Linked DNA regions of Mus musculus: regions 1 and 3 are each linked to region 2. The links are chromatin loops, found by intact Hi-C in ENCODE. Cell type or tissue: gastrocnemius. All regions are shown on one strand. Links, peaks and the distances in the headings refer to the core of each region. The heading gives the core; the rest is flanking DNA.

Region 1 (10,439 bases), core at 1,298-9,297, 220 kb after region 2:
TAGTCTGGATATTAAAACTTCTAGAAGTTGTCTTTTTATTTACTAAAATTTCATGTTCACGATGAGATCAAAGATATTTATTATTATTATTATTATTATTATTACTACTACAGGATCTCACTCTGTAGACCAGTCTGGGCTTTTCACAGATACCCACCTGGCTCTGCCTCCAGAGCACTGGGATCAAAGGCCACCATACCTGGCCTTAAAAATTAATAATTTAATTTAAAATATCTTCACAAATCTCAATGCAAAATGACTTAATGTCAATCTCAATAAAACATCAGTGGATCTGAGGGGATGTCTCAAAAGAATACCTTTATTTATTTAAGAATACTGAAGCACCACAGGGGAATGCAGTGGTCATTTTCAAAGGGGACTCAAGGGGAGGTGGCTTTAGGGTTTTTCTTTTCTTTTAAGGTATTGGGATTAAACACAGGACTTTTCCTTGTGCATGGCAAGTACTCCTCTACTGAGCTGCATGCTCACTCAAGATTTTGAGACAGTCTTGCTAGCCCAGGCTAGCCACAAACATGATCTCCCCACTTTACTCTTACAACTGCTAGGATTTCCAAGGACACTATGATCAGCACATAGGGGTAAGTTCTCTATGAGCCCTACTTAGTTGATGTCTGTGGGCTGTGTTCTTCTGGTGTTCTCGACCCCTCGGCTCCTATAGTTAGTTCTTCCTCCTCCTCTTTCCTCGGGTTCCCCAAGATCCTTTGGGGAGAGACTCTACTGGGTCCAGCATGGCCTTATTGGGGACAGAATAGCACGCTTCCTGCCCCTGGGACAGGGTCAATGGATGTGGTCCTCTATGAGTGTCTATGGCTGCCATGGTCATAAGGCTTGTTTGTATAATAATGTGCATATTTTACACTTCTCCTTTAAGGAATGTCCTCCCTGTTAACCTTAATGACTCCATGACAATCAGATAGTATTAAGACCAGGAGGCAAAGGTGCAGTTAACATATTAACAAAATGGTAAACACTGGGACCTTCAGGACAGCCCTTAGGGCTGTGGGAAATAACTCTAAAAACATGAGTTGGAAAATACATAATTTCTCAACTGTGCAAAGTATAAGGATGCAATATGAATTATGAGTGATTCAAGAATCTAGAGGAACAAAGGCAGCTGCATTAATGATCCAGCTTGTCAGAAAAATACAGAGGCAGGGAGATTCCTGAGTTCAAGGTCAGCCTAGGACTGAGCAGGGTTAGGCCCAGGGGTAGTATAGAAATGGTAATTTCAGGATGGACTCCAACCCATTTATCTGATCACCTGTGTTTAACAGAGTCAGATTTCTGAATCCTTATACAATATTAAAAGAAAATGTGTGCTTGCTGTCTCCTACGAATTAAGGAGCTAGGGTGATGGGCTACTGATTCATAGGAATCAAAAGGAAACCTGAAGTGACTAGATTGATATGTAAAATAAAAGACTGGGCTTATGAACTGCAAGAAATGAGCTATCCAGAGAATTTTTTTAGAATAGCAAGAGAGTACTGTTGAGAGAAGTGTCTCAAGCAGGAGAGAGAGAGAGAGAGCTAGCTAGCTTTCTGCAGCTCTCCAGAGAAGAAAAGAAAGCAAAACAGAGAGAAAGCAGTCTGGAAAGCTGGCTCCAGCAGAGCATAGGCCACCAGCTTGCACTCACGAATTGACTGCGAGTGGTTTGTTTTTGCAGCTCCCAGACACCCCTTCTCTCAGGACCCCTCTCCAAGCCGAGGTTGGTCCCTGGTAGGATCCAAGGAGATCTCCAGTTTGGACTCTCTCTCCACCTAAAGTTTGAGTGAGGGTCTCTATAAGACGAAGAAGAGGAGCTTTCAGGTGATTCCAGAAATGGATAATAAATAATAGAAAGGAAATCCAAAAGGAAAAGAGGCCAGGAAGAAAGCTAGTATAGTTGCCAAAGATGTGAAGTTCTGTAGCTAAATATGCTTGCTGTTAAGCTTGACACACTGAGGAGGGTGTCTAGAACTCACACGGTTAAAGGAGAGACGTGAGTCCCCACAAGATGTCCTAGGAGCCCCACACTCATTATTAGCACGGTTTAACGTCTAATGCTCTGAACCTTGAAGTCTAAATACAGCATAGCATAGTGAGGGCGAGAAGTCTGAAGCATTTTTTATACCGTGTATATATACCTGAAACCCCTCATCAACATTTAAGGTGTATATGCGCTTGTGTTCTCTCAGCCACCCACGGGGATCTTGCAATGGTGCAGCGAACGCTCATTGACTCCTCTTTCAATGTCTCTTTTCTCTAGCATGCTTTTGGCCCAGAGGAGACTCATCTCCCTTGGCTGCAGATCAAAGCCCATAAAGACAATTTACTCTTCTTCGAAAGTCCTCGGACTCTGCACTTCTGCCGTAGGTATTGCTTGTCACAGACCCAATATTGCATGTATTTTCTCACGTTGGTTAAAAATTATGCAATTTCCCAGGGACTTTTAGTATCTCAGTGGGAGGTGTAGTTCTGTGATGTGGGCTGAGGGAGTGAGTCTTAGTGGGGGGTGTAATTCTGTGATGTGGGCTGAGGGAGTGAGTCTCATCACTGGCCAGAACTCTGGTTCTTTGAGCACCTGCCTGCTTGTCGCTCGTGGCTCATCGTGGTGGCCGTTCTTAGTCTACGGTCACAAAATATGAGTTTGAATATGAGTTTCTCTGTGTTCCAAATGAGAATGTGTGACAGGTGTATTCACTTGCCCAAAGTTGGGTACCTTACTCACCGTGCCTGGCTCTGCCATGCTGAAGTGCAAACCTTTTTGTTTAGCAAAGGCTATTGCTGTGACCAAAAGTCCAAAAGTGCAGGTCGATGACCTCCAGTTCACCTAATTCAGTGTTTCTCAACCTACGGGTTGTGACCCTTTCACAGGAGTCATATCTGATATCCTGCATGTCAGAGGTGACACTTAACAACAATAGCCATCACTTAGGTCATCAAGAAGGGGAAGCCAACAGAGCTGCCATTTATTATTATTTATTATTTTGGTTACCTGTGGAGTTCAGGTGCCGTCTCACTGTTAGCTTCAAGGTTGATAGAGACAGGGGTTCACTCAGGTTAGGGGTACAGGTTAGGAGTGTTGTCTGATAGTCATGTGGGTGTTAGGTGAGACGCAGAAGGTGAACACTGGAGTTGCACGTGTGGACCACTGCACAGCATGCCAAGCTGTACCTCGCCCCACCCCCAGCATCTGGGAAACCTCCAGGGCTTAGCTGTGTCTCCAGCTGCCATGAGTTCAGAGAAGCCAGTGGGCACAGGTGTGTATGAAATACGCAATGCATGGAAAGGCAAACTACTTTCTCCACAGACTGAAGTCAGCCAAACGTGCAGCAACAGGCTTTGATAGATACCTGTTTGCCTTCAGTTTAGGAAGGTCCAGCGCAGTTCACACCCACTGCGCTCCTAGGACCGGTCCTGGGAGGGTGTGCCGCCCGTGCCTGGCTTCCTGTTGAGGTATGTGTAAGATTTTCCTCTAACACACCATCTCTCGGAGAGTCAGGATTGACCCGTCCAGCAGGTCCAGTTATTCGAGGATCTCGAGGGGACCTCCTCCTAATAACCAAATGGGGGGTAGAGAGAGACGAGGGTCTTGTACGAGTAACGACACGGAATCCGTTCTGAAGTTGTATCAAGACCCCCAAAATGTATTAGCCAGGCCCAAGGTTTAAATACACAAGCAAAGGGGGAAGTGCCTTTCAGCAGGAAGGATGGGGCAGTAGAATTGCACAAGGAAACGGGGAAGTACAGATACTTATCAGCGAGAGGGATGGGGTAATACAAGCAAAAGGAGAAGTATTTATCAGTGGGAGGGGGGGCAATAGAATTGCACATTCTTAGGCAGTTACGCGGGGAAGCAGGAACTTGGCGGTATCAGGGTATCTTGAGGTCAGGACATCCGGCGCTGACTTTCTTGGAGCGGTGCATCCGGTGGCCCACTTTTGACCCTCTTTTCTTCTCGGGGGGAGAGGCCCAATTCAGAGATCAGGACAATAGTGTTGCCTTAATGGCTCCCAACACAGGATCACTCATGAGTTCAGTCAAGAGAAGCTGAACACATCACATTCAAAATGTTCATTTTTTTGGCTGGTTGATTTGGTTTGGTGCGGTTTTTCAGACAGGGTTTCCTGTAAGGGAGTCTGACCTAGAGCTTGCTAGGTAGCTCCGGCTGGCTTCCTCCTGCCTCTGCCTCTCAAGTTCTTGGCTTACAGGTATGCATCACCATGCCTGCCTGCCTGCCTGCCTGCCTGCCTGCTTATTTGTAGTTTGAGACAGGCACTATATAGACCAGGCTGACCTCAACTTTGTAATGATTCCTTATCTCCAGCCTCCAGTACTGTTGGGAATACAGGACAGCCACGAAACCCAGCTTAGAAATAATAGTGTATAAAATAGAGAAACCGAGTATGTGTTGCTTAGAGGTTTCCGTTAGATTCTCAGACCTTTGTATCTGGAGTAATTGCCTCATCCTTAAATCTTAGTTCAGAGGTCCGGCTGAATTTTACATTCAGTTTTTCCATCATGGCAGGAGCAGTCTGTGTTGGTGCTGCCATCTAGTGGCCAAACATAGTAATCCACCTGGTTTCCTGAATACGGAGCTCCTATCTGGGAAGCTCCTATCTGTGAGATCATTTTGTTTATCTTTACTTGAGGAACTTCCGTTCTTTCCAGAGAGAAAAAGGAGGCGTGGTCTCAGAACACCCTGACAACCTTTTCAAATCAAGTCTAGATGCAACAAACTACAGTGAAGACTGACAACTCAATTGATCGTTTGCTAGAAAACGATCCGTGAAAAACCAGCCACAAGCAACCACACAGCATCCCCGTAACCCCGTGGCAGCGGGCCTTGTGTTTGTCTGTAGCTCATGGCTTACCTTGTGGAGCTGTAAATTGAACCCAGAGCCTGCACACTCAAAGCAAACACTCCTCCACTGAGCTATAACCCAGTCCTTTGATTTGTTCTTTGTCATTACGGATTAGTTCGCCTTTGTATTTTATAGGAGGGTTTTTTTTATATACATACAATGATTTTAAGTGTAGCATGTCGGTGGTTTCTCCCTCCTTGCCGTTGAGTGCTACTTCAGGTTGTAGATTGGCCGTTGCTTCCTTCTCTTTTCCCCCTTTGAGAAGCTTTGTGTTGTTTCTAGGTTTAGATTTCTGTGCATAAACTGTGTGAAGGGTCCCTGTGCCTTGATTTATTAGATGAGGTTTTCCGTTCTCTTGTAAACACCTCACAGTGAGATGTCTGCTTTACTTTTAACTATATTTAAATTATGTTTAGTTTTTAGGTCACTTCCAAAACATTTCCCAAACTGCCTGGACCCCATTACATCCCATGAGGCCTGAGCAGTAGCCAGTGGCCCACATCCCTGTCCGCAACACTTGCTGTCTACAAACATCTTAATGGATTCATTATGATGTCTCCTGATTTTAGTTTTCATTTCCCTGGAGATTCCTGGGGCTTAATGTCCCTCCCTGAGAGTGAATTTGGGCGTGGGGTGGGGGAGGTTACTTTGTGTCTTGGGAAGGAAAGTAGAGTAGGTGGGGACAGAGATGAAACAAAACCTGTGGGCTCGAGGTCTCTTCCCTGTGTGCTGGAGCGCCCCTCTGCACTTCCAACAGAAGCGCCAACCTTCTTATCATTCTCCTTTATACCAAAAGACTGCATGCAGATTTAGTCTGCAACTCATGCAAATAAGAGGTCTGATAGCTTTGGGCTGTTGAGGGCATCTGATGTGCCAGGGGAAGCCTCGGCCCTTGGTAATGTCCCAGTGAAGTCCTGAGAGTGCCGGGTTGCACAGAAGCCCGAGTGACAGCTGTGTACTTCACAAAAGAAGCCATGGCATAGGTTGGGAGATAGTATGGCATTTCCAGTGTGTTTTAAACGAAACGAGAGACATTATGAAGTATTATTAGTGATAAGGAATGAAGGAGTCCTAAGTGCTGTGGCTGTGGGCACTGGGACATCAAAATATACACAAATAAGTAAAATTAAAATACAATAGTGTGAGTGTGTGTGTGTGTGTGTGTGTGTGTGTGTGTGTGTAGTATTCAGGGTTCTTCTAGAAGAATACAGAATCATACATTGTATACAGCTCTGCTTTTGCTATTTTAGGCCTTTCTTGCCCTCTAGTCACCTTGGCTGCGCTGGGTAAAGACTTGATTAATGACTTCTACTGTCTGGATTTGACAGCCTCGTTTCCCTCAGCTTCATCCCCTTGTTTGTGAGGCTTTTTCTGTACCCGTCTCATCCAACCTACAAGCATTAAATCCTGTGGGTTAAGTCCTTAAAATGTGTACAGCTGTAGCTTCCTGTATTGGGCGCCCGGGTTGTAATTCCTTTCATCTTTGGAACTAGCTTTGTTGACAGTTTTCCTTATCTTTGCTAAACTCGCTCGCCACCGCCACCGTGTGTTGAAGCTCTAGAGAGGCACCCTTCCCTTCAAGCTGAGGAAAGATTAAGTAGCTTGTGATTTCAGCAGCTTTGTATAAGACACAGCTCGTGAATATGCAACACCTGAAATCTCACTGATGAACAAATGCACTCCACATGCTTGGCTGTGTTCAAAATTCACACCAGACCTTTAGCTGCTCTCTAGGAAGTAAGTTTTACACAACCACTATTTACCTCTGCCGTTGAGTCTGGTGTGCGAAGAGCATCTTATGACCTTGGTCAAAGCGAAGGGAGATTGCTTATTCTGGGGCCAAATATGAGTTGCCGTTGTTCAGGAGCACGGGAACACCCAAATTCCATGTTCCAGTGTGTTAACAGTCTGATGGAGCTTTTGTGGTAATGAACAAAGATAGTCATGAATCAAGCCAGTTTTAAAATATGTTGGTGAAGACATTAGGTAGGGAGGTTAAAGCAAGGTGCGTGCGTGCGCATGTGTTGGGGGGGGGTCTCTATTCTTATCTGTGACACTCAGCCTTTCGGTTGGCAAAGCTAGTGATCTATTATACCATTCAAAGGATTTTTGTACATTAGCCATAAATACATTAGAATAGACACTGAGTCCCTCAAGGGGGCTGAAAATAACCTGAGAGAAATTGAAACTGGGCTCTGGACCTGCAACGTTCCAACCTAACCTCTGTGAGTGACCAGTGGCTTCTCACCTACTTCTCACCCGTCAACTGATTTCCCCAGTGCGTGAGCAAAGCAAGTGCTTACGCAATGGGAGGTTTAGTTTGTTTTTGCTTCATTTTGTTTTCTTCTCTTCATTGCCTTTGGAGGCCAAAAGGCTGACATCACTTTAATAGAGACCTTCCTTCCTACTGAAGGAAGGAAGAGTCTTACGTTCTCTGGCTTTTCAGTGGTTTCCATGGGGGGTTTTGGCATTCCTGACTTGGAGAGCCATGACTTTAGCCTCTGTCAAGGCCTCCACACTGGGTGCCCAGATGTCCCCTTAAATGAGGAGCCAACACATCAAAGCAGATGTGAGCCCACCCTAGTGACCTCATCTTAACTCTGGCATATGCAATGAGCCTATTTCTTCTTTTTACGACATCTTTTTTTTAATTTTTTATGCATCTGAGTGTTTTGTCTGCATGCATGTGTATGTATCACATACATTGATTGATACTTCCCAGAAGAGGGTGTCAGAACTCTGGAACTGGAGTTACAAAATCTTCCATGTGGGTGCTGGGACTAAATCACATCTTCTAGAAGGATATCCAGTGCTCTTAGCTACTGAGCCATGTCTCCAGTCCCCAGGGACCCTATTTCTATAGCCAAACTCTGAGTATTAAGAGTTAGGGTCTCCACCTACGTAATTGAGGCACACCAAATTCAACCCATAACAGCGACCTGTCTGATCCTGCCTTTATTTAGTTGTTTCCCAAAGTACTTACTGCTTCCCCTAGTGGGCAGTTACATAACCCGACTTCATGGCTCAGCCATGAAATAACTGATTATATATATATATTTCTTAAAGGAGGTAGTGTTTGGGTAGAGGCTGAATTTTGTCTCAAGATGACAGTGACAAAGAGCAGAGCAGCAGCTGAGGTTCTGTGCATAAGAAATATAAGCGAAAGGAAAACCTTTATAATCTTATGCTTTTAGTTACTGTACTGGGGCTAGGAAGATTGGGGTTAAAGCATTTGTCGTACAAGTGTGAGGACATGCACTCCTGTGGGAAACGGATGCGGTCGCATGGGCCAAGATGGCGCCCTGGCCCATTGCCAAGCCCAGTGAAACCCACATGTTTACTGCCTTGCCCGAACATGCGCAGTGAAACTGCATGTGTAAGCTACCTGCCAAGTTGGATCTGTCAGCCTATCTGTGACCGATCTGAGCTTGTGCCTGGAGCGTGTGTGATTCTGATTGGATGAGGTGGTGTGGAGGGAGATGAGGTCAGTTGCCGCTACTGTATAAATATAGACCTTGCCCTGAGGGGAAGAGAGCTGTAAGTGGAGAGGGCTGTGCCCCAAGTAAAAGAGCTGTAAGTAAAGAGCTGTGCCCCAAGTAAAAAAGCTGTAAGTAAAAAGCTATGAAGGAAGCTGCAAGTAAAGCGGAAGCTGCATGAACCCATCTTGGTGTCTGTGTCGTTCCTGTCTCCAAGGGCGGCAAGGACTGCGGAGACTGCGACAAGTGTTGGCCCGTACGGGGAACTCATAATTTTGGTAAGCAGCGGTAACTAAAGAAAGCATAGGCCTGATAGGTTCCCCGGAAAAAAAAGGGGACGAAGCATTAAGGTTCTCAGATATAGAGACGAAGGTAAGGTTCCTGGGAAAAAAGGGGACGAAGCACTAAGGTTCTCAGGAATAGAGACGAAGGGAATTTCAGCAACATGGGTTCAACTGCGACTAAAATAAAAGTAAAAATGTTAGCCATCTGGATCTTAGTTGGGGCGTGCTTGGGGGACGCCAGTGGATAGTACAGTGCTGAAATAGAGGAAGGAGCAGTGGTGCTTGAGGAAGCTAAGGAGATTGCTTCTCAGGCTAGCTGCTGAAAACTTAAACAGCTTAGACAACAAGCCAAAGATAAGAAAGAGAAGAAGAAATCTCGCTCTGAAGGGTCTGCTAGTGACAGCGATGGGACTGATGGTGACAGTGACATCTGTAGTCGGATGTTCCGCTGGAGTTTGAGACGTGGTAGGCCACCCGAGCCATCAGCCCCTCTGTTGCCTTCTCCTCCCCCCTATAAAGATGAGGGAGACAAAGGGGGAAAGCGTAATCTTCATGAAAAGTCTGGAAAAATGTGCCCACTGTTGCGGGGGCCTTCCCAGTATTTCAGGACCAACAGGGGCAACGGAATCATGAACCTCTGGAGTGGAAGGTTATACAAAGATTGAAGGAGTCGGTTTCTACTTATGGGGTCCAGGCTGCCTTTGCCGTAACTCAGGTTGAGTCCCGCGTAGCCCAGCTAATTCTTAAGGGTATAAAGGTGGGACTAGGAGCTTTTGGTAAACAACCTGATGTAAAACGGATTGAGGTACTTACCTCCACTAATTGGCTTCAGTTTGTCATGACCCGGACTGAGCCAATCCCAGGTGCTGTTAATGTATTTGCTGATGGATCCAAAGGCGGTGTGGGAGTAGTTTATGTTGAAGGAAATCAACCCCAAGCTCATGTATTTCCCTATCAATCTGTACAAGGTGTTGTTGGAGCAGTTAGTATTTTCATTATTCATATGTCAGAAATGTGTGTAACCTCTGTTCAGTATCAGAATTTTTCCAGAGCTGCAAATCTGTCGCATGCAATTGGTGCGATGCTGCTAGGAAATTGGAGTCATGATCTCAACACAAAGAAGGAATTGCAAGCATCAATTGTTGCCGTGAACAACACTCGTGTGGAAATTTCAACTGCAAAGCAATGGCTGGAGATCATGCAGGGAACTGTGGAATTCTTAAAAAATTGGGGAGGGATAGCCTTTTGAGCGCTCCTGCTGACTGTTGTGTGTGGAGGAATGCTTTGGTGGATGGCACATATGTGAAGGCAGCACAGGGCTGATAAATGAGCCTTAGTGCAGGCTATGGCAGCCTTAGAAGCTGGAACACCCCCCCCCATGTTGGCTCAACATGCTGGATTAGTAATCAATGATGGGTAAGACCCTCACGTGTGCATACCAACCTAAGACAGGATGGCGAAAGTGAGTTCCTCACTCCCATGATGGGTAAGGATGTGGCACAGATGGGGGCAACCTAAGACAAATGTTGATCCCAGGGCTACTAATAAAACTAAAATGGGGAGATGCAGGAAGCAGTTGCAGCCGCATGGGCCAAGATGGCGCCCTGGCCCATTGCCAGGCCCAGTGAAACCCACATGTTTACTGCCTTGCCCGAACATGCGCAGTGAAACTGCATGTGTAAGCTGCCTGCCAAGTTGGATCTGTCAGCCTATCTGTGACCGATCTGAGCTTGTGCCTGGAGCGTGTGTGATTCTGATTGGATGAGGTGGTGTGGAGGGAGATGAGGTCAGTTGCCACTACTGTATAAATATAG
Region 2 (10,439 bases), core at 1,570-9,569:
CCCTATTACAAGTGTACAGAGGTAAATAGAGAATTCTCAACTGAGGATTCTCGAATGGCTGAGAAACACTTAAAGAACTGTTCAACATCCTTAGTCATCAGGAAAATGCAAATCAAAACAACCCTGAGATTTCACCTCATACCAGTCAGAATGGCTAAAATTGAAAACTCTGGAAATCAGTCTAGTGGTTCCTCAGAAAATTGGACATAGTATTACCTGAGGACCCAGCTATACCACTCCTGGGCATATACCCAAAAGATGCTCCAACCTATAACAAGAACACATACTCCACTATGTTAATAGCAGCCTTATTTATAATAGCCAGAAGCTAGAAAGAACCCAGGTGTCTCTCAACAGAAGAATGGATACAGTAAATGTGGTACATATACACAATGGAGCACTGTGCAGTAATTAAAAACAATGACTTCATGAAATTCACATGCAAATGGACACAACTAGAAAATATCATCCCGAGTGAGATAACCCAGACACAAAAGAACACACATGGTATGTACTCACTATTAAGTGGATACTAACCCAAAAGCTCACAATGGATATGATACAACCTGCAGACCATATGGAGTGTAGAAGGAAGGAAGATCAGTGAGTGGATGCTTCATTTCTGCATTGGAGGGTGGGGTGGGGGGACAGGACGATTGTGGGAAATGGAAGGAGAGGAGGACAATGGAGGCAGAAGGGAAGAATAGAAGGAAATAAGGGAGGCAGTATCAGAATCTGGAGCAGATGTGAGATACAGAGAGTCAGGAAATTGGATAAAAATAGGTAGCAGGAGGGATGAGGAACTGGGGGAAGTCACCGGAGTGTCCCAGACACCAGAGAAACGTGAGACTCCCAGGACACAATGGAAATGACTTTAGAGTAATGTGCAGAGCAGGGGAAGGTAGAACCAGTGGAGACCACCACCTGTAGATAGGCATGGCCCCTGGTCGAGGGGTGGAGCTACCCACCCATCTCAAAGGTTTTTGTTTTTTTTTTTTTCCCCCAGAAATGTTTCTGTCCAAAGGAAGAACGGGGAAAAAAATGCAACAGAGATTGAAGGAAGGGCCAACTGGGGAGCAGCCCCACCTGGGGATACATCATATCCGCAGATATCAATCCCAACACTGTTGCGGTGGTCAAGAGGTGCTTGTGGAGTGGAACCAAGTGTGGCAGTTCCTGGGAGGTCTGGCCAGCAACTGACCAATGCAGAGGCGGATGCTTGGAACCAACCATCAGGCTGAGCTCAGGGAACCTTGTGGGGGGGGGGTTGGGGGGGAGCTGGCAGAGGACTGGAGGAGCAGAGGGGGATTGCAACTCTGTTGGAAGAACACCATAGGCTGGCCTGACCACCCAGTTCTCCCAGAGACTAGACCACCAACCAAGGTGTGGACCTAAAGGGTTCCAGATACATATGTAGCAGAGGATGGCCTTGCTGGACAGCAATAAGAGAGGGACCCTTGGTGCCAGGGAGGTTTGATGCCCCAGAGTAGGGGGATGCTGGAGCAGTAGGGCAGGAGAGTATGGGTGAGTGGGGAGCAGTCTCATACAGGCAAAGCCGGGGGGCGGGTAGGGGAGGAGGGCAGATGTGAGATGGGTGGGTGGGTGGATGGCAGAGGGGTAACTAGGAAGTGGGATTTCATTTGAGATGTAAATGAATGGAATGATTAATAATAATAAAAGAAAATTAAAACAAAACCCGATATCTAGCCACAAATTCAGCCATATAGAAATTACTAGAAGAAAAACTCATCACAAGAAGGATAACTATACCCATGAAAACACAGGAAATAAATAATTTCATAGGAAAACCAAAAGAAAGGAACTAAGTGTTCATGTGTGCCTACTTGCACACCACACACACACACAGACATACACAGACACACAGACACACAGACACACACACACCACTACCACCACCACCACCACTTGGTCACCACTACCACCACCACCCACACCACTACTACTACCACCACCACCACCTCCACCAACACCAACAACAAAATCATAGGATCTAACAATCATTGGTCATTTTTGTCTCTCAACTCCACAATAAATGGACTCAACTCCACAATAGAAAGAAACAGGCTACCGGAATCCATATGAAAACAGGATCCATCTTTCTACTGCATACAGGAAATATACCTCAACATCAGTGATAGACATTATGTCAGAGTAAAGGGTTAGAAAAATATTTTCCAAGCAAATGGACACATGAAGCAAGCTAGTGTAGCCCAACCATATAGACTTCCAACCAAAATTAATCAAAAGAAATGGGAAAGGACACCTTATACTCTTCAAAGGAAAAATCCACCAAGATGAAGTCTCATTTCTTAACATCTGTGCCCCAAGTTCAAAGGAACTCAGAGTTGTGAAAGAAACACTACTACAATTTAAATAGCACATCAAATGCCAAAAATTAATGGTGGGAGACTTCAACACTCCACTCTCACCAATGGACAGGTCACTCACACAGACAAAAACTGAACTGAGAAATAATGGAGCTAACAGACATGATGAATCAAATAGTCCTAACAAATAGAACATTTTACCCAAACAAAATTAACCATATACTCATTCACAAACCAATTTCAACAGATATAAGACAATTGAAATAACATCTTGTATTCCATCAGACCAGTGCAGATTAAAACAATATCCACAGCAGGAAGCCTAAACACTCATGGAAACTGAACAACTCTCTACTTGATGGCTGTTTTGTCAAGAAAAAAATAAGAAAGAAATTAAAGACTTCCTAGACTTCAACAAAAATGAAAGCACAACATACCTAAACTTATAGGACACAATGAAAATGATGCTAAGAGGAAAGTTCATAGCACCAAGGGCCTTGATAAAGAAAATAGAAAGATCGCATACTAGGAAAGTAATAACATACCTGAAAGCTCTAGAACAAAAAGAAGCAAACACACTCAGGAGAAGTAGATGGCAGAAAGTAATCAAACTGGGGGCTGAAATCAATAAAATAGAAACAAAAAGAACACTATAAAGAGTCAATGAATGAAGAGTTTGTTCTTTGATAAAACCTTTACCCAAACTAACTAGCCAAATTAACAAAATCAGAAATGAAAAGTGAGACATAACCACAGACACTGAGGAAATTCAAGAAATCATTAGGTCTTATTTCAAAAGCCTGTCCTCCACAAAATTGGAAAATCTAAGTAAAATTGATGATTTTCTAAATAGATACCACTAACCAAAGTTAAACCAAGATCAGGTAAACTAAGTAGTTCTATAGCCCCTAAGGAAATAGAAACAGTCATTAAAAATATCCCCCACCCTCCCATCCCCATCCCAAAGCCCAGGGCCAGATGATTTAGCACAGAATTCTACCACACTTTCCAAGAAGAGCTAACACCAATATTAGATGTTAGCTAATTACTCCTCAAATTACTCCACAAAATAGAAACAGAAGGATCATTGGCATTGACAAATTCATTTTATAAGACCACAATCACCATGACACTCAAACCACACAAAGACTTAACAAAGAAATATAATTATAGAATATTTTTCCTTGTGAATATTGATGCAAATATACTCAGTAAAATATTTTCAAACCAAATCCAAGAACACATCAAAGAGATCCTCCCCCATGATCAAGTAACCTTTAACACAGATATGTAGGGATGCTTCAACACATGAAAATCTGTCAATGTAATCCATCACATAAACAAATCAAGATAAAGAAACCACATGAATATTTCATTAATTGCTGAAAAAGCCTTTGACAAAATTCAACATCCCTTCATGATAAAAGTCTTGGAGAAGTCAGGAATACAAAGGACATACCTAAAAATGATAGAGGCAATATGCAGCAAGCTGATAACCAAAATCAAATTAAATGGAGAGAAGTTCAAAACAATTTCATTAAAATCAGGGACAAGACAAGGCTGTCCACTCTCTCCATATCTATTAAATATAGTACTTGAAGTTTCAGCTAGAGTGATAAGATAACTTAAGGAAATCAAGGGAATATAAATTGGAAAGGAAAAAGCCAAAGTATCAATATTCCCAGATAATACGATATTACACATAAGTGACACCCAGACTTCTACCTTAGAACTCCTACAGCAGATAAGCACTTTCTCAAAGTAGATGGATACAAAATTAACTCAAAAAAAAATCAGTAGCCCTCCTTTATACAAACAATAAATGGGCCGAGAAAAAAAATCAGGAAACAATGCCCTTCACAATAGCCACAAAGAATGTAAAATATTTTGGTGTAACTTTAACCATGCAAGTGAAAAACCTATATGACAAGAATTTCACATCATTGAGGAGAGAAATTGGAGAATATATCAGAAGATGGAAAGATCTCCCATGCTCACAGACCAGTAGGATTGACAAAGTAAAATATGCCATCTTACCAGCAATCTACAATTGCTTTTCAATTCTTCAAGTTTTCACTGCAATTACCATTAAACGTCCAACACAATTCTTTACAAACCTTGAAAGAGCAATTATCAACTTCAAATGGAAAAACAAAAAGCTCAGGATAGTTAAAACAATCCTGTACAATAAAAGAAAGTCTGGAGGAATCACCATGCCTGATTTCAAGCTATACGATAGAGCAATAGTAATAAAAATTGCATGATGTTGATAATAAAAACAGATAGTGGAGCAGAGTAGAAGACCCAGAAATAAACCCACACACCATTTTGACAAAGAAGGCAAAACCATGTAATGGAAAAATGAAAGCATCAACAAACTGTGCTGGTATAACTGGATGTCTGCATGTAGAATAATGCAAATATCTATCTCCCTACACAAAACTGAACTCCAAGTGGATTAAAGACCTCAACATAAAACCAGATACACTAAAACTGACAGTCAAAGTGGGGAATTTCCTTGAACTCATTGGTACAGGAGCCAACTTCCTGAACAGAACATCAGTCACACAAGTACTAAGACTAATAATTAATAAATGGGACCTCATGGAACTGAAAAGCTTCTGTAAGGCAAAGGATATCATCAAAAGATCAAAAGGGCAGCCTACATACAGAATGGGAAAAGATCTTCACCAACCCCACATCTGACAGAGGGCTGATATCCAAAACATACAAAGAATTCAACAAACCAATAATCCAATTTAAAAATGAGGTATAGATCTAAAGAGAATTCTCAATAGAGACATCTCAAGTGGCTGAGAAGCATTTAGAGAAATGTTCAACATTCTTAGCCAGCAGGGAAATGCAAATCAAAATGTCTATGAGATTCTATCACCTGTCAGAACGACTAAGACCAAAACAGCAGTGCCAGCTCATGCTGACATGGATACAGAGCAAGGGGACACTTACCTCTCAAGTGAGTGTTAACTTGCATAGCCACATTGGAAATCAGTATTGTGCTTTCTCAGAAAATTGGGAATCAACCTACCTCAAGATCCAACTCCTGGGCATATATCCAAAAGACGTTCCATCTTACCACAAAGACACTTGCTCAACTATGTTTAAAGGAACATTATTTTTAATAGCCAGAAACTGGAAACAACTCATCTTACCACACAAAGACACTTGCTCAATATGTTTAAAGCAGCATTAATTGTAATAGCTAGAAACTGGAAACAACCTAGATGTTCATCAACCAAAGAATGGAGAAAGAAAATGTGATACATTGACACAATGGAGGATTACTCAGCTGTCAAAAAAAAAAATAACATCATAAAATTTGCAGGCAAATGGATGGAACTAGGGAAAAAAAGTTATCCTGAATGAGGTAACCCAGACCCAGAAAGACAAACATTATATATACTCACTTATAAGAGAGTATATTTTAAAGGATAATCCTGCTACAATACACAGACCCAGAGAGATTAAGTAAGAAGGAGGGTTAAGGGGAGGATGCATGACTCTCCCTGGGAAGGGGAAATAGAATAGATATTGTGGGAGGACTGGAGGCAGGTGGGGATGGAAACAGGAGAGATCAGGTCAGGGGAGAATGGAGGGAGAGACTAATGGGGGAGACATCTAAAATTGGGGGGGGGGGCAATTTGAGGGCAAGGTAGAAATCCACTACAATAGAAACTCCCAGGAATCTATTAGGGCTTACCCTAGCTAAGACTCCTAGTCATGGGGAGTACAGAGCCTGAACTGACCATCTCCTGTAACCAGGCAAGACTCACAGAGGAGGGATTGGGGCACAAACCCAGCCACAAAACCTTCAACCTACAATTTGTCCTCCCTGCAAGATGTGCTGGGGTAAAGGTGGCACAATACTTGTGGCAGTGGCCAACCAATGACTGGTTCAGCTTGAGACCCATGCCACTAGAGGGAGCCAATGCCTAACACTGCTTGGATAGCCAGTAACCAAAGACTAGATTGTCCAGGGACCCAAGATAGAAACCAACAGGACTGAGGAGGGAAAGAAGTCAATGAAATGATCCTTAATGATATTCCGCTATACTCATGGATGGAAGCCTAGCATAATCTTTATCAGAGAGGCTTCATCCAGCAACTGATAGAAACAGATGCAGAGACCCACAGCTAAAAACTAGGGCGCTTAGGACATCCTGTGAAAGAGAGGAAGGATTGAAGGAAGCCAAGGGTCAAAGAAAACCCACAGAATCAACTTGCCTAAGCTCATAAAGGCGTAGAGAGACTGAACCGACAGTCAAGGAGCCTCTCTGGGTTTAGCCTAGGTCCTTCTATGATTGTGTAGATTGGTCTTCCTGCTGGACTCCTAACAGTGGCAATGGGATCTGCCTTTGACTCTTTTTGACTGCTTTTGGGAACCTTCCACACTCTTACTGGGTCACCTCATCTAGCCTTGATAGGCTGGGGTCTTACTGCAACTTGGTATGCCATGTTTGGTTAATATCCATGGGAGGCCTGCCATTTTCTGAAGAGAAATGGAAAAGGAGTGGATTGGGAGGAGGGGAAACTGCACTTAGGATGTAATATATGAGAGAATAAATGAAGACAAATAATTAAATGAAAGGGGTTGGATGGCTTTGGTATCTGGTATTGGAGGGAGGTGACAGCAATGGGTAGAAAATAGTGTTTCTGGAAACTGAGTTTCCACTCGGTCACAGGAAAGCTTATAATGGGACTTGAGGTGGCATATCTGTGTCCCAGTTCAAAGGTCAGAGTGTAAGCAGATGTTCCTTAAACCTGACAGCAATGATATCTCAGATGTGCTCTGAATACCCCACCAGTGGGACACAGTGTCTGCTTTTGCCCCTAGTTATTTGCATGATGGCCATTTTCCCCCTACCTTTATAAAAACAGTTTTTTTTCTATAGAATACACAGAACTTATAAATACACTAGGAGTCAAGTGACTTGACCATATATAGATGGTGTAATACCTCTTTTGTGATGTTCAGCATCATTCTTTGTCATTTCTCCCCCCCCCACCCTGATCATTCCTCACCTTTGTTGCAAAATAACCCCCACTCTATTCTCTTAGCTGCGATCACAAACTTCATCTATAAAACGTCTTGAAGAAAATAATTTGTGTTTTGTGGTACATGCAATGTTTATTGCTCTGATCAACTCTGTTCTTGTGTCATAATATCAGCCATGGAGGCAGTTGTGTTTAAATAAAACTTTATTTACCAAACAGCCGACAGAGAAGTTTGGTTTACAAGTCAGAGTCTGTAGATTTCACGACAGTAGATCATGACTCACTTTCTACTTTAAACTGTCTAATTAAGTTTCCGTTTATTCTATCTCAAGTACCTAAGGACCTGCTATGCTGTCTGCTCCCTTAGTTCCATCGTGACCTTTTACTGCAGTTCCCATTGAGCATTTCAAACGGCTTGAAAATACTACCTGATCTGGGCATATCCTCCCTCCCCTTTTTTTGGTTGAGAAGACAAAATAAACAATTAATAATAATAATGAAAAAAAACACAAGAAAGAAAATTAGGAATGAAAAAAGGAAAAGAAACCATAGAGGAATTTTAATCCAGTCACATCGGTGCTCAGGCGAGGGATCGCATCCAAAGACCTGGGTCTGTGTGATCTAGCCTGAATGCAGACACACCTATAGTATACACCTCTAATCCCAAACAATGTAGGTAATGTTAGTTTATAGAAGGAAGCAGCTATGTTTGAAAGTGACATCTAATTGAGGGGCAGACAAAGTGAGAAAACGGAGGAAGATGTGACAGAATGAATCCGAGATAGAATAAGCCCAACTCTCAGAAAACAGATAGGAAAAATAGGCAGTTTAAGAGCAGTGCGGAGCGAGTCATGGAGGCACCTCAGAGAGTCCAGTTCAGTTCTAGCTCAGACAATGCAGTTTGAAATGGGATTGGTGTATTTTGTTTGTGGGAAGGACACAGCCTTCAGGAAACACAAGAGGAGCATGGTCCTCAGCTAAAGGAGCCCTAGTAAGCTGATACACTGTGGTAAAAATGCTCACCTTAATTATTTTCATTGTCATCTGCTTAGTAATTTTTCTTGCTTTCCGGATTAAAAAATCAACAGTATCAGAAGTCTCACAATAATTTTCATTTTCTGTTTAAAGCATTAAATAATTAGTATTAGATTAAAATGCTACAAGATTGTTATAATTGTAAAACTAGAATAAGTAAAGCTCCAAGCTTACTCTTTTTACAAGGTACATATCCTTTTTGGGTCATGGATTTCTTTTGGGTTGGAGAACCCCTGGACCAAAATCTCACATAGTAGGAAGATGTTGTATCCTGCTGAGGACCACAGCAAGGGAACACATGTCATGATGATGAGATCTTCCATCCCACACGTCGTGCCTCCAGAACTGTGGGAGGGAACTTGTATTCAGATTTCAGATGCAAAAAGTAAAATTCCTGTGTGAAAAGAGACAGTAGAGTATCCCTTTCCAACATGATTGCTCTCGTCTGCTCATTCAGTGACTATGTACTGGGCACTGACATGGACTGGGCGTGAGTGAAGGCAGTCGGGATGTAGCCACAGTCAGAAGTCATGATTCTTGTGCTGCTTTGTTTTGTATTTTACAAAGAAGACATTAAACAGTCGTGCAGAATATTTCAATTTCCGCTAAGCACTGTAAGGGAGCAGGCGATAATTTTTCTTGCTTGTAGGTATGGAGAAGAGACCCTCTATTCTCAGACAGAAATACTTTCCTGAGGGACATAGAATTAAGATAAATTAATTTTTTAAGGAGTACAATGTACTCAGATAAAACATGATAAAAAGGAGTTCTAGGCAGAAGGATTTTGTGTGAAACTCTTGGTTGAGGTTGTGTATGGGATTCTGTGGTCAACTGGAGATAGACTGAGGCTACAAAAGGACAGCAGGGGGCAGACTATGTAAGAAACTGCAGACTGGCTATGCTGAGCAATAGGAAGTGTTTATAAATGTTGAGCAAGTGATATAATTATTCAGTGTGCATGTGTGTGCGTGTGCCTGTGCGTGTGTGTGTGTGTGTGTGTGTGTGTGTGTGTTAGAAGTCACTGTGTCTCTCACTGAGAGCACAATGAAAACAGATCAAACGGTGATTAGCATTATGACATGCCCTGGCAGCGGGCCTATCTACATTCTACAGGTAGTCTAGTCCTACAAAGATGTTAAACAAACAAGCGCTGCATGATAAGAGAGGGTGGTTCTGGAATCCAACCCAGGAGGAAGTTTGCTCTCCAAACTGAGCACACTTCCAGGTGTTGTGTTTTCAAACAGCTTGGCAGGAGTGTTCTCCCCACAGGAAAGTGAGCGCTGAAGCCAAAGCACAGCTCTTTGCAACGGCACTTCCTGAAATCTAAGTCTGGAATCTGAAAGCAACTGGACCTCTGAGGTAACTTGGGCATTTCTAAGAATTCAGCTGCTTTTCTCAAATAGCAAAAACAGGAATGTGATTTAAACACACACACACACACACACACACACACACACACACACACACAGGGACAGCCAACTACAAAATTCAAGTTCAAGGGCAATTAAACCACTTACCCCTGTGGTGTTTCTATCTTGTACATGCGTTTGATCTCCCAGTCTCTCTGTCTCTCTCTCTCCTCCTCTCCCCAGTGTGTATATGCATGCTCAGGTGTCTAAGATGCTCTCACACATGGGCCATAATTAGATGAGGCAGGTTGCTTTTCACTTTGCTTAAGACAACTCCTCTTTCATTGTTTTCTATTGCATAATATATGCCAGTGGCCCCACAAGTTTCCGAGGATGGCCCTATCTGCTTCCTAGTTTTGCTTAAAAGAGAGCTGGGGTTACAGATGCATACTACAGCAGGTAGCTTTTATGTGGGATCTGGGGATTCGAACTCAGGTCCTCATGATTACATGGCAAACACTTCACTTACTGAGCCAAGACTCCAGACTCCAAGGGTACTCTTGAAGACTATTTTTAGACACATATATCCACTGGGAACTTCTGTAGTTCATAGTTCAGAAACGCCTCATGGCATGAATACTGTTGCTGGCTGTGCATTTGGTCAAAGCCTTGGAACCATTGCCGTATCAGCTGT
Region 3 (10,439 bases), core at 1,070-9,069, 160 kb after region 2:
AATAGGTTAGTAGTAATTTCCTTTAATCTTTTGAGGAACCAAAAACCTGTCTTAAAATGCCTGTACCTTCCTCAGTGATGAATGTGTTTCGATTTCTTTTCATCTTCAGTAATATCATTGTGAGGTTTTTGGTTTTTTTGGGTTTTTTTTTGGTTTTTTTTTTGTTTTTGTTTGTTTGGTTTTTTTTTGTTTTGTTTTGTTTTGTTTTGTTTTGTTTTGTTTTTTGCGGCATTACCATAGGAGGGGAGAGATTATGCTATGGTTTTGAATGGAAACTTCCTAGTAACTTATTGTTTCAATGTGTGTCTTTCCCACTTGCACACATAAAGAAGTATCCCTCATATGCTTGGTACACGCTAATGTTGCAGGATATTTGCTTACACCGGGAACCAGGAGATTGTGTTTCTTACTAGAAAAATCCATCTCTAACTGTAGTGTGGCTGAAACCTGGCACAAACACATAATTCAAGAGACTTGAGTTTATGAAAAGAACTAACTGGATCCTCTCTAATATAATTTAAAAAAAGGACAGCGAGTTCTGGAGGCCTAATATTCAATACTGATGCAAATAAATCAGGAAAGGCGTGTTATAATCAGAAAAATAAGTAAAGTGGCTCAGAGACCTTATGATTCAGTTAAAAAAAATATAGAGCTAGATGCCATTCTTATGGTATCATCAGATTTTCCTAAATCTCTCAATGTAGTTACTGACTTGCAATATGCAGAAAGAACTGTTTTCCATGTTGAAACTGCTGAGCGTATTGTGGATGATTCAGAATTAACTTTGCTATTCATTCAACTACAACAAATGATCAAAAATAGAAATCATCTCTCATATATAACATTTATCAGGCCCCCTAGCACAAGATAGTGATGAAATTGATCAATTAATAATAGGAAATGTGCTAGAAGCCTCATAATTTTATAAGAAACATCATGATAATAATAAAGATTTAAAGAAAATATTCCTATGACTTGGCAACAAGACAAGGAAATTATGAGGAAATCTCCTACTTGTTCTTTGTATAACCAAACTCCATTACCTGCAGGAAATAACCCAAAAGGTACCCAGAGGAATGAAATTTGGCACATACATGTGTTTCACTTTACAGAGTTTGGAAAATACATAGATACATACTCAGAATTTCAATGGGGAATTGCTTGAAGTTCTGAAAAGGCTGATTCTGTAATTATAGTTTATTAGAAGTTGTGGCTATTACAGGGATACCTGTACAAATTAAGATGGACAATGCTCTAGCATATGGCTCTAATAAAATGAAACTTTTTGCATACAATAATATAAAGCACATTACATGTATACCACACAAGCCTACAGAACAAGCACTTATAGAAAGATCTAGTCACACTTTAAAATATATGCTTAATAAACAGAAACGGGTAATAAAGACTCTCAGAGAGAGATTACACAGTGCTTTATCAACGTTCATTTTTAAAATGCTAATGAGAAAGGAACAAGAGCTGTGAAGAGACATTGGATAATAGAAACAGCTGCTGAATTAAAATCACTCTATATTTTTTTAAAGATGTGTTGACCCCATAATAGAAACTGGGATAAGTGTTATATTGGGAAAGAGGTTTTGTATTTGTTTCCACAGGAGTACACAAGTTGTAGATACCATCAAGGTTGGTAAAGGTTAGATTTGAACAGGAGAGACCTCCTAAATAAGGTGAGGAAATAGTTCATCAGACAGCTTGGTTATTCAGTCCAAACTAAGTTATAAAGGCTAACAAGAACATTTCATGTGATCAGGCATAAAAACATAAAAGTGAAAAAAGATAATATTTTTAATAATATATTTGATAATTTACAAAAGGCACACTTGCCTTACTGGCATGAAATGAAAAATGGGTTTTCTTAAACCATGTGTCTTAGTTTCATGTAACATGTTAGACTGTAGATTTCCACGTGGCCCACACCATCTTGGACATTAACTTTTCACTTTTCTTCTTAAATAAAAAGGATATTATTGTTGTTTGGTATTAAAAACACAGTCAAGAGATTTAAAGTATGTTGAGTAAATTCAACGAATTACTACAGTTCAAACCTGTTTTCTCAAAAGGTAAAACATATACTCTCCCTCTTTGGAGCTAATATAAAATATTTGAATAGCACGGTGGAAGCCCATGACTTGAATCCCAGCCGAGACTGCCAGTTCTCTAAATATACCAGTTGTTTTCTAGATTCTAGAGTTACATTTAGTAAGGTGGCACATACCTTTAATCCCACCAACCAGTGACAAAACTCAGATACAGCTTATAATTGGTATGCTTTCACACTAGAGAAATTTCATACTATATTTACAGATCATTTAAAAACCCCTTTATAAATGGGTTACTAGAAGAGCAGCTAATTTGAAATGAGGAGAGGAATAGAGGGCCAGTGATTGCTGGTAAGCTCATCTATGTGCACACAACCCCAACCAATATTGAAAGAGATGGTACCTTCATTGTGGATGATGGTACCTTCATATTTATTGGTGAATTGACAACTGGGGACTCTTCATAAAGCATAAAGGAGCCCACCAACACTTGCCTGCTGGCTTCCATTGCAAACATGTCTATATATGGATAATAAATATTCGGTGTTTGAGAAATAAATCTGGATATTTATACAAAGCATGGAGAACCTTATACTCAGTCACTGCCGGCCACTCTATGGTCATAAGGGTGCGCCTAACAAAGTTCGATTGGATCTGTGAGAAGGCAGAGCACTTCACAGGCTTAGTCATGGAAGGAAAAGTATTACAGTGGAACTCGTACCTGTCTGAATTCCATTGTGACCAGGATGTGGTAACAAAGGTGTCTGTGCCTTCTGGCACCAAGGAAATAGCTCAATTGCCTCTAACCCCCATCCCTAACCCACTCATCACTTCCCCAAAGAAGTACCCATTGAACTGTGGAGACCAACGGAATGGTCACAAGAGTTGGTTAATGCATGGTTTACTGATGGTTCATCAACCACTGATGGAGGCAAAACTAATGGAAAGCCAGAGCCTAGAGACATGGGGATGGAATGGCCAACACCAAGGAAGGAACCACAAGATCAGCATAGCACTATTGGCTATAAAACAAACAACTAGGAAAACAAAAAGTAAAATCTCTCTCTTCTCCAATTCATGATGCATTTGCAATAGTATAGCTATATGCTTACCAAAATGGAAAAAAAACACTGATGGGCAGAAAAATGGCAAAGATATCTGGTTATGGGAAACATGAATAGAAGTGGCAAAACCTAGCAAAACTTAGCAAAGACTTAATATTTTATATAGTCATACAGGCAAGACAGGCAGAATGTCTTAAAATAATGAAATAGTGGACAAATTGGCATCATGTTTAATTAAGACTGGGATATTAAAACTTGTCATGGGACAAATTTAGAATAAATTAGGAAGAATGATAGATTACACATTTGAAAAACTTAACAGTTTATCCCTAATACTAAAAAATAAGGGGAAGTGGAGAACCAAATTAAACCAAGACAACCCTACACAAATAACTAATTTAAGGAGTCCATAGTCAGTAGGTGGTTCGCATCTTTAATCCCAGAACTTGGGAGGCAGAGACAAGCACATAAGAATCACAATGATTTAAATGTAAAAGCAGCTTGCAAAAGGCAGGCTGACGTTCTAATTGAATGTCCTTTGTGATCTAAAAACAAATATACTTATACCTTGAATTTATATATAAAGAGAAAGGGGAATATAAGTATATTTATCCACATATACTAAGGAATATTTTAGTTTTCAAATTTCAAAAGAATTTTTAAAATTTCAATTGTAAGGTAATACTTTTATTGTTGCCCCGCCTCATATTGCCCCAGGAAAGATATAACCTGCCAAAAAAGAAACCCCAATAGTTAGGTTAGGGCAGGGTTTTGTTTTTATTTTTCCCGGAGAATAGGAGCATCCAACTAAGTAATCGAGAGATCACTGGACAAGTCTGGACAAGTGAAACCTACCCAGAATTGTTCCTGTCTAAAGGAAACACAGGGACATCAAACAGAACAGAGACTAAAGGAAAGGCCATCCAGAGACTGCCCTACACTGGGATGCATCCCATCTGCAGATACCACACCCTGATACTGTTGCTGATGCCAAGAAGTGCTTGCTGACAGGAGCCTGGTATAGCATTCCTCTGAGAGGCTCTGTCAGCATCTGACTAATATAGATGCGAATGCTTGCAGCCAACCATCAGACTGAGCACAGGGAACCCAATGGATGAGTTAGGGGAAGGCCTAAAGGAACTGAACTCCATAGGAAGAACAACAATATCAACCAACCAGACCTCTCAGAGCTCCCAGGGACTAAACCATCAACCAAAAAGTATACATGGATAGGTCCATGGCTCCAGGTACATATGTAGCAGAGGTTTGCAGCCCTTGGTTCTATGGAGGCTTGATGTCGTAGCATAGGGGGATGCTAAAGTAGTGAGGCAGAAGTGGGTGGGGGAGCACAGTCGTCTTAGAAGCAAAGGGGAGGGGGATGGAATGGGTGGCTTGCAAAAACAATAATAAAGTAATAAAAAGATAAAATAAAGTAAAGTAAAAATTGGTGTAAAATGAAATCAATTATAAAATCAGTACCATATTAATAAACAGTCACTTAATTTAAAAGAAAGAAAGAAAATGTCTTAAGAAAAGAAGTTGCTAAATGATATTGCCTACCTCCAGCTTTTCTCTGCTGCCCTCTACAGGCATAAGTGGCAATTGCGCTCTCTCCTCTAAACCCATGAACACTTAAAAGAAAAATCCAAAATGCTGCGGGAAATATTAAAAAAAAAAAAAAGAAAGAAAGAAAGAAAAAGAGAAAGAGAAAGAGAAAGAGAAAGAGAAAGAGAAAGAGAAAGAGAAAGAGAAAGAGAAAGAAAAAGAAAAAGAAAAAGAAAAAGAAAAAGAAAAAGAAAAAGAAAAAGAAAAAGAAAAAGAAAAAGAAAAAGAAAAAGGAGAAGAATGAACCTGCCAGCTCTCTGAGGGGCCGGACCATGCTCCCATGCTCCTGTTGCCATCAACTCTCTCCAGTTATCCCCCACTGTGCCTGATCACTGTGTTCCCAGCTCTTGTTCACTTGTCCCCAGTGCTCCTAGGTCTTCCTCAGCCATAAACCCATGTAGTCAGCGATCCCATATTCCTAAATAGAACTATATACTAAATAGAACTGCCAACCTCATGGTTGTATAAAACGATACCCATTAACCCGGTAAAATCAAGACTCTTAAAACTTAATTAACCAATATACCAATAATATCACAATTTACAAGAAGTCAACACAATAATTTCAGAGCCAATTGATAATGGTAAAAGCTTTATCCCAATTAATCTAACCTTACAATATCACAACTGCTTGTGGCTGGTAAACGCCACATGAGTTCACATCTGCAGCTATCTTCCTTCTCTCTCCTCTGCCTCTTTCCCCTGAGATGCTCTCTGTCTCTGCAACTCTTGCTTAGCTCCACCTCCCTTTCCCCTGTACAATCACAGGCCTCCTCTGCACTAATGTAATTGGGTAGGGAAAACCCTGCGACACCAAAATCTGTCACATATCAAAAGAACCACCTAGCATTCGAAAGAGGAAAACAAAAAATAAGAGAATATTCTATAGTCACTAGTCTCATACACTTTCAATTTTCATTTGATACTTTAAAACATTTTTAAGGTATAAATATTATCTCAAAAATCTGTAAGATTTTTATGTAGGAATAAATTTTCTGTAGTGACAACAATAGCCATACAGAATCCTAATTCTAGAAATAAGCATCATCTAGCTTCATGTATGTGTTTTCAGGTTTGAGTCTGAAGCAGGTAACTGGGAACCAAGTTTGAGTACCTCAAATGCATATAATAGATTCTGGTCCCCAAACCTTTCTGAGATCTGCTGAGTATGGATTCAAAATATTTCTTCTACCATTCCGGAATAACAGTAACCTTTGAGCTCTCAAAGATGATGGGGCTCTGCAACAATGAATCCTCCTGAATTGTGGTAACACTAACCACTTAGATAAATTGCCCCATACCTCTTCTGCCACAAACAGTGGATACCTTTTGGGTTGACTGCTCTGTTCAACCTAGCCAGGATGGCCACAGCCACAGATCAGCTTTGGACTATAAACTGCTCAGGACATTCAAATGGCTGAGTTCATAGGAAGAACATATGAACATTTAACAGAACTTGAATTCAGAAATAATAATCCTAAAACTGCCAAATATAACCAAGCTGGACATTATGTAAAGCTTGGCAGAAATAGCTTCATTAGTGTGAATTGTTTTGCTGTGTTAGAGTTTAAATCTTTCCTGTATATTTAGACAAAAGGGGGAAAATGTTTCAAGATATTTGATCACTCTGTAAACCACAAGATTGTTATTTACTGGAAAAGCCTGTTTCTACTTGTGTCCTAGCACACAGTTTTAATCCAAGAGCTTCCCGTTTATATTAAATAGGATTAAATAAAGTCAAGTACAGGTCAAAAGACAGAGCAATAAACCAGTTGACTGTTGGTTCACTTGCAATCATTTCTGTAGCCTCCCCTCCCCCAGCCTTAGGGTTCCACTGTTTACACCAGGATGGAGCTTGCCTGCTCAATCGTTCTGCCACGCCCACTGCTGGAACCTGCCACTTTGCTGTTTGGAGCCATACACGTGGTCACTCTGCTACTGGACTCCAAGATTATTTGGCAGGAATCAGGCCCCTCCCCCTTCCTTCATAACTGAGTGTCGGAACAGTAAAATTGAGCTTTGATCAGAATGCCTGTCTTAGCTGCATTTCTTTCTCTCGCCGCCTAGCCCCTCTTCTCTTCCAGGTTTCCAAAGTGCCTTTCCAGGCTGGAACCCAGGCTGTGATCTGCTGGCTGGACACAACACATCTCCACATGATGTTTGCATGTTATATACATAAACATTATACATATACATACACATATAATATACATATATACATATATTATATATATCAGGTCTTGAGAAATTGATGCTTAATAAAAGCATTTGCTACAGCTGGGCGTGGTGGCACATGCCTTTAATCCCAGTATTCGGGAGGCAGAGGCAGGTGGATCTCTGAGTTGAGGCCAGACTGGTCTACAAAGTGAGTTCCAGGACAGCTAGGGCTATACAGATAAACCCTGTCTTGAAAACAAAACAAAAACAAACAAACCAACAAACAAACAAAAAAAGCATTTGCCTCATAAGCTTAAAGACCTGAGTTCAAATCCCAAGAAATAAAAATTTAGTAAAATCATATCACAAATGTGGTGTCTTGAAGCAGCAAATTCATCCTCCTACAGTTCTGCAGAATGGGTTAGCTAAGTCATGATGTCACCAAGTTACCCTTCTTCCATGTTTCTGGGAAAGACAGGTTCTATGCCATGTTTCTTCCAGGCCCTGAGGCTGCCAGCATTCCTTTGCTTTCGGTTCCTTTGCCTCCACCTTTAGGTAGCTGCTTACCCCATGACTGTATCTGCTCTTCTGTCTCTCATATAAGGATGCTGATTATATTGTGGCTTCCTTGGCTGAACCGTACACTCTTCTCTCATACTTATTAATTCTCATGTCTGCAAAGATTATTTTTTAAATGATGTTCAGAAGTTGTGGGGGTTTTCAGAAAAAAAAAAACTCAACTAGCTTTTACTGTGTGTTAATTAAATTCACTACTATGTAGTACACTTTCTTTGTTTCTTGTGTTTCTCATGTATGTTTTATTCTTTGAGTAACCCTTCACTTTCTGCTTTTGTTTGAAGTGGATGGTGTTTTATTTTTATGTAATATTACAATTTTGGGTTTTTTTGTGATACCATTTTTAATTACATTCGTTTTCAAAAAGTGGTTTACTTTTATATTTTTACTGGTGTGGGTGTGGGTGGGTGTGTGTGTGTGTGAATGTGCACGCTCACACTTGCTTGTGAATGCTGTGACCTTGAAAGCAAGAGTCACTGAGTGGATCCATGAGTAGTTATGAACTGCCTGGAAAAGTTGCTGGGAAACGACCAGGGTCTTCTTCCCCAGTTCAGTGTCTAGTTTTCTCAGTTATATCTATGGTTCCTCTATGCTTGCCATGGGCTCCTTGGCTTATCACATTTTACTTCAAATCCATACCAAGTTAATTTCAGTAATCACCAAAAAACTATAACATTATTCTTTCTCCTGTTTTGACACCATTTTATGCATATTACATAAGAATCTGTAAGAATCACAGTTGTAGCTATTTTATATATGATATCCCAAAGCTTCAAAAACCTTGAAATGATATTATACAGACTGAGCAGGTTATATTTAGAAATATTTTATAAATACATGCATTTAGATATATGCATGTAACAACAATCAATGAAAAAGAGAGTACATTTGGTTTTTGTTCTCTTTTCTTTCCCTTTCCCTTTCCCTTTCTCTCTCTCTCTCTCTCTCTCTCTCTCTCTCTCTCTCTCTCTCTCTCTCTCTGGTTTGGTTTTCTGAGAGAGTGTTTTGTGTAACTGTGCCTATACTGGAATTGCCTCTGTATACCAGACTGGGCTCAAACTTTCAGACATCTACCTGACTTCACCTCCCAGATGAATGGCATACAACACCACCACATGGCAAGTACATTTAATTTAAATTTAAAGAGGTGGCTGGCAGTCACATCTGGTTTAGGACTGAATCTGTTGGACTCTCTCTTACCTGTCCTGGAGGTCACGTGCAGCTTGTTTGGGATTACTTGCACAAAAATGGCCTTTTAGTGTTTATTATGAACAAACATGGTCTCTTGGCACATGCCTCTGTCTTAGGTTGAAAAGAGCCACAGGACATTGGCCCATCCTTGACTGCTGGCCCTCAAAGCACACCTTTCACCCATTCAGAACAAAGCCACAATATGCACTCAATGCATCTCTTCATAGTGGTGAATAACTGCCATCTGAGCTTTGCTGAATGCGAGCATATATGGAGTTAACTGACCTGCTTGAAGTACAAAGTCAAAAGTTAAAAGCAACAGGATTAAAGTTGTCTGTGGGGATGTCCCAAGCACTCAATTCAGTTGCTAATTAGCAGCGATCAGACCCAAGCTCTGGCTTTGTAGTGTGGGGGAGGTGGCTTTGAGAATCAGCAGAATAACTGTTACTTCTCAGGAAATAGTGGAGGCTATGCTCCAAGTTAACTCTGCTGGTAAATAAAGAATTTTTTTTTAGCCATTATCATAATTGGAATCATACTAGAAGACACAGGATCTGTGTCCATTTGATGAACAAATCTTTCAGGCAGCCATCACGCTCTGTCTTATTTTTGTGAACAAACATAAACAGAACCTCTTCCCCATATTAAAATGGGGTCTGGACCATTCCACGTATTAGTTAGAGGGTCCCACTATTTAACCATGGCATATGAATTAGAAGTGACTGGGTGCCAGTGGCGATCTGTTGCAGACTGACCTCTAGCATCAGTTTGCAAAAATTTTAAAACAAATAAGACAAAAGCAAGATGTGCTTTTGGTGACCTTGTGAGGGGTATAATTCTCCCCTTTTTGACTTTAAAAGCCGTTTGGGCGCAGAGTTGGCAGACACCCCCAAGGTCTCCTAGAGGACTCTCCACGAGATCTTAGGACCACCAGTGAGTGGAACACAACTTCTGTTCCAATCTGATTGCGTGGGACCTGAGATAGCATTAGGAAAGCAGGAAACCCGGCCTGACCAGGGTCACAATTCCCTTCTGGGCAACGCCAGCACTGGATCACCTGGGCGCAGAGTCAGTGGACACCCCCAAGGTCCCTAGAGGACAGCTTCTGAGACAGACCCCATTTCAGGCTCCAGACATCCAGGCACCTTCCCTGCCAGAGGAGAGTTGTCCACCCTGCCCGGGAAGGCTTTGCCGGAACTCCTGGGGGAGCCATCTTGGTTCCCGGATCCCTCTGAGACTAGTCTGTGCAGGGGAGAGTGTGGACTACAGAAGCTAACAGCTTCTGTGACAGGCCAAAGCAACACATCTACTGGGACAGGTCCTGTTTCTGGCCTTCATCTTCTGGCAGGATGGAGATCCGAACGCCAGATATATGTGCACCTTCCCTGTAAGAGGAGAGCTTTCCTTCAGAGAGTGCTCTGACCACTGAAATTCAGAGGCAAGAACTAGTCTCCCAGATCTGCTGATAGAGGCTAACAGAATCATAAGAAGAACAATCTCTAGCCAGAGACAACTATAACAACTAACTCCAGAGATTACCAGATGGCAAAAGGTAAACATAAGAATCTTACTAACAGAAACCAAGACCACTCACCATCATCAGAACGCAGCACTCCCACCTCACCCAGTTCTGGGCACCCCAACACACCCGAAAAGCTAGACCCGGATTTAAAAGCATATCTCATAATGATGGTAGAGGACATCAAGAAGGACTTTAATAACTCACTTAAAGAAATACAGGAGAACACTGCTAAAGAGTTACAAGTCCTTAAAGAAAAACAGGAAA

Evidence for each region. Peaks named below come from ENCODE experiments on the same cell type or tissue, not always from the same donor. Only the 100,000 strongest peaks of a DNase experiment are listed, where the experiment ranks them.
Region 1: it touches region 2 in a loop (9-fold over the local background); 31 of 42 quality-filtered maps call a loop at or near these places.
Region 3: it touches region 2 in a loop (7-fold over the local background); 17 of 42 quality-filtered maps call a loop at or near these places.

Annotation. Positions count from the first base shown.
Region 1 is chr3:142,704,423-142,714,861 of GRCm38, forward strand. It overlaps Kyat3 (kynurenine aminotransferase 3), which reads left to right. Exons shown (of 14, transcript NM_001293560.1): 2 at 2,267-2,369. The coding sequence starts at 2,268. Among named protein-coding and RNA genes, the nearest start is that of Kyat3, 8.6 kb to the left of the region's middle. In gastrocnemius, for the core only: CTCF peaks have their summits at 4,554 (motif pointing left) and 6,414; DNase peaks (open chromatin) are centred at 4,561, 4,815, 6,400 and 8,184; H3K4me3 peaks cover 457 bases.
Region 2 is chr3:142,484,371-142,494,809 of GRCm38, forward strand. No RefSeq gene overlaps it. Among named protein-coding and RNA genes, the nearest start is that of Gbp5, 7.3 kb to the right of the region's middle. In gastrocnemius, for the core only: a CTCF peak has its summit at 9,250 (motif pointing right); DNase peaks (open chromatin) are centred at 6,279, 9,305 and 9,447; H3K27ac peaks cover 534 bases.
Region 3 is chr3:142,641,427-142,651,865 of GRCm38, forward strand. No RefSeq gene overlaps it. Among named protein-coding and RNA genes, the nearest start is that of Mir6381, 23 kb to the left of the region's middle. In gastrocnemius, for the core only: a CTCF peak has its summit at 4,706 (motif pointing left); a DNase peak (open chromatin) is centred at 4,712.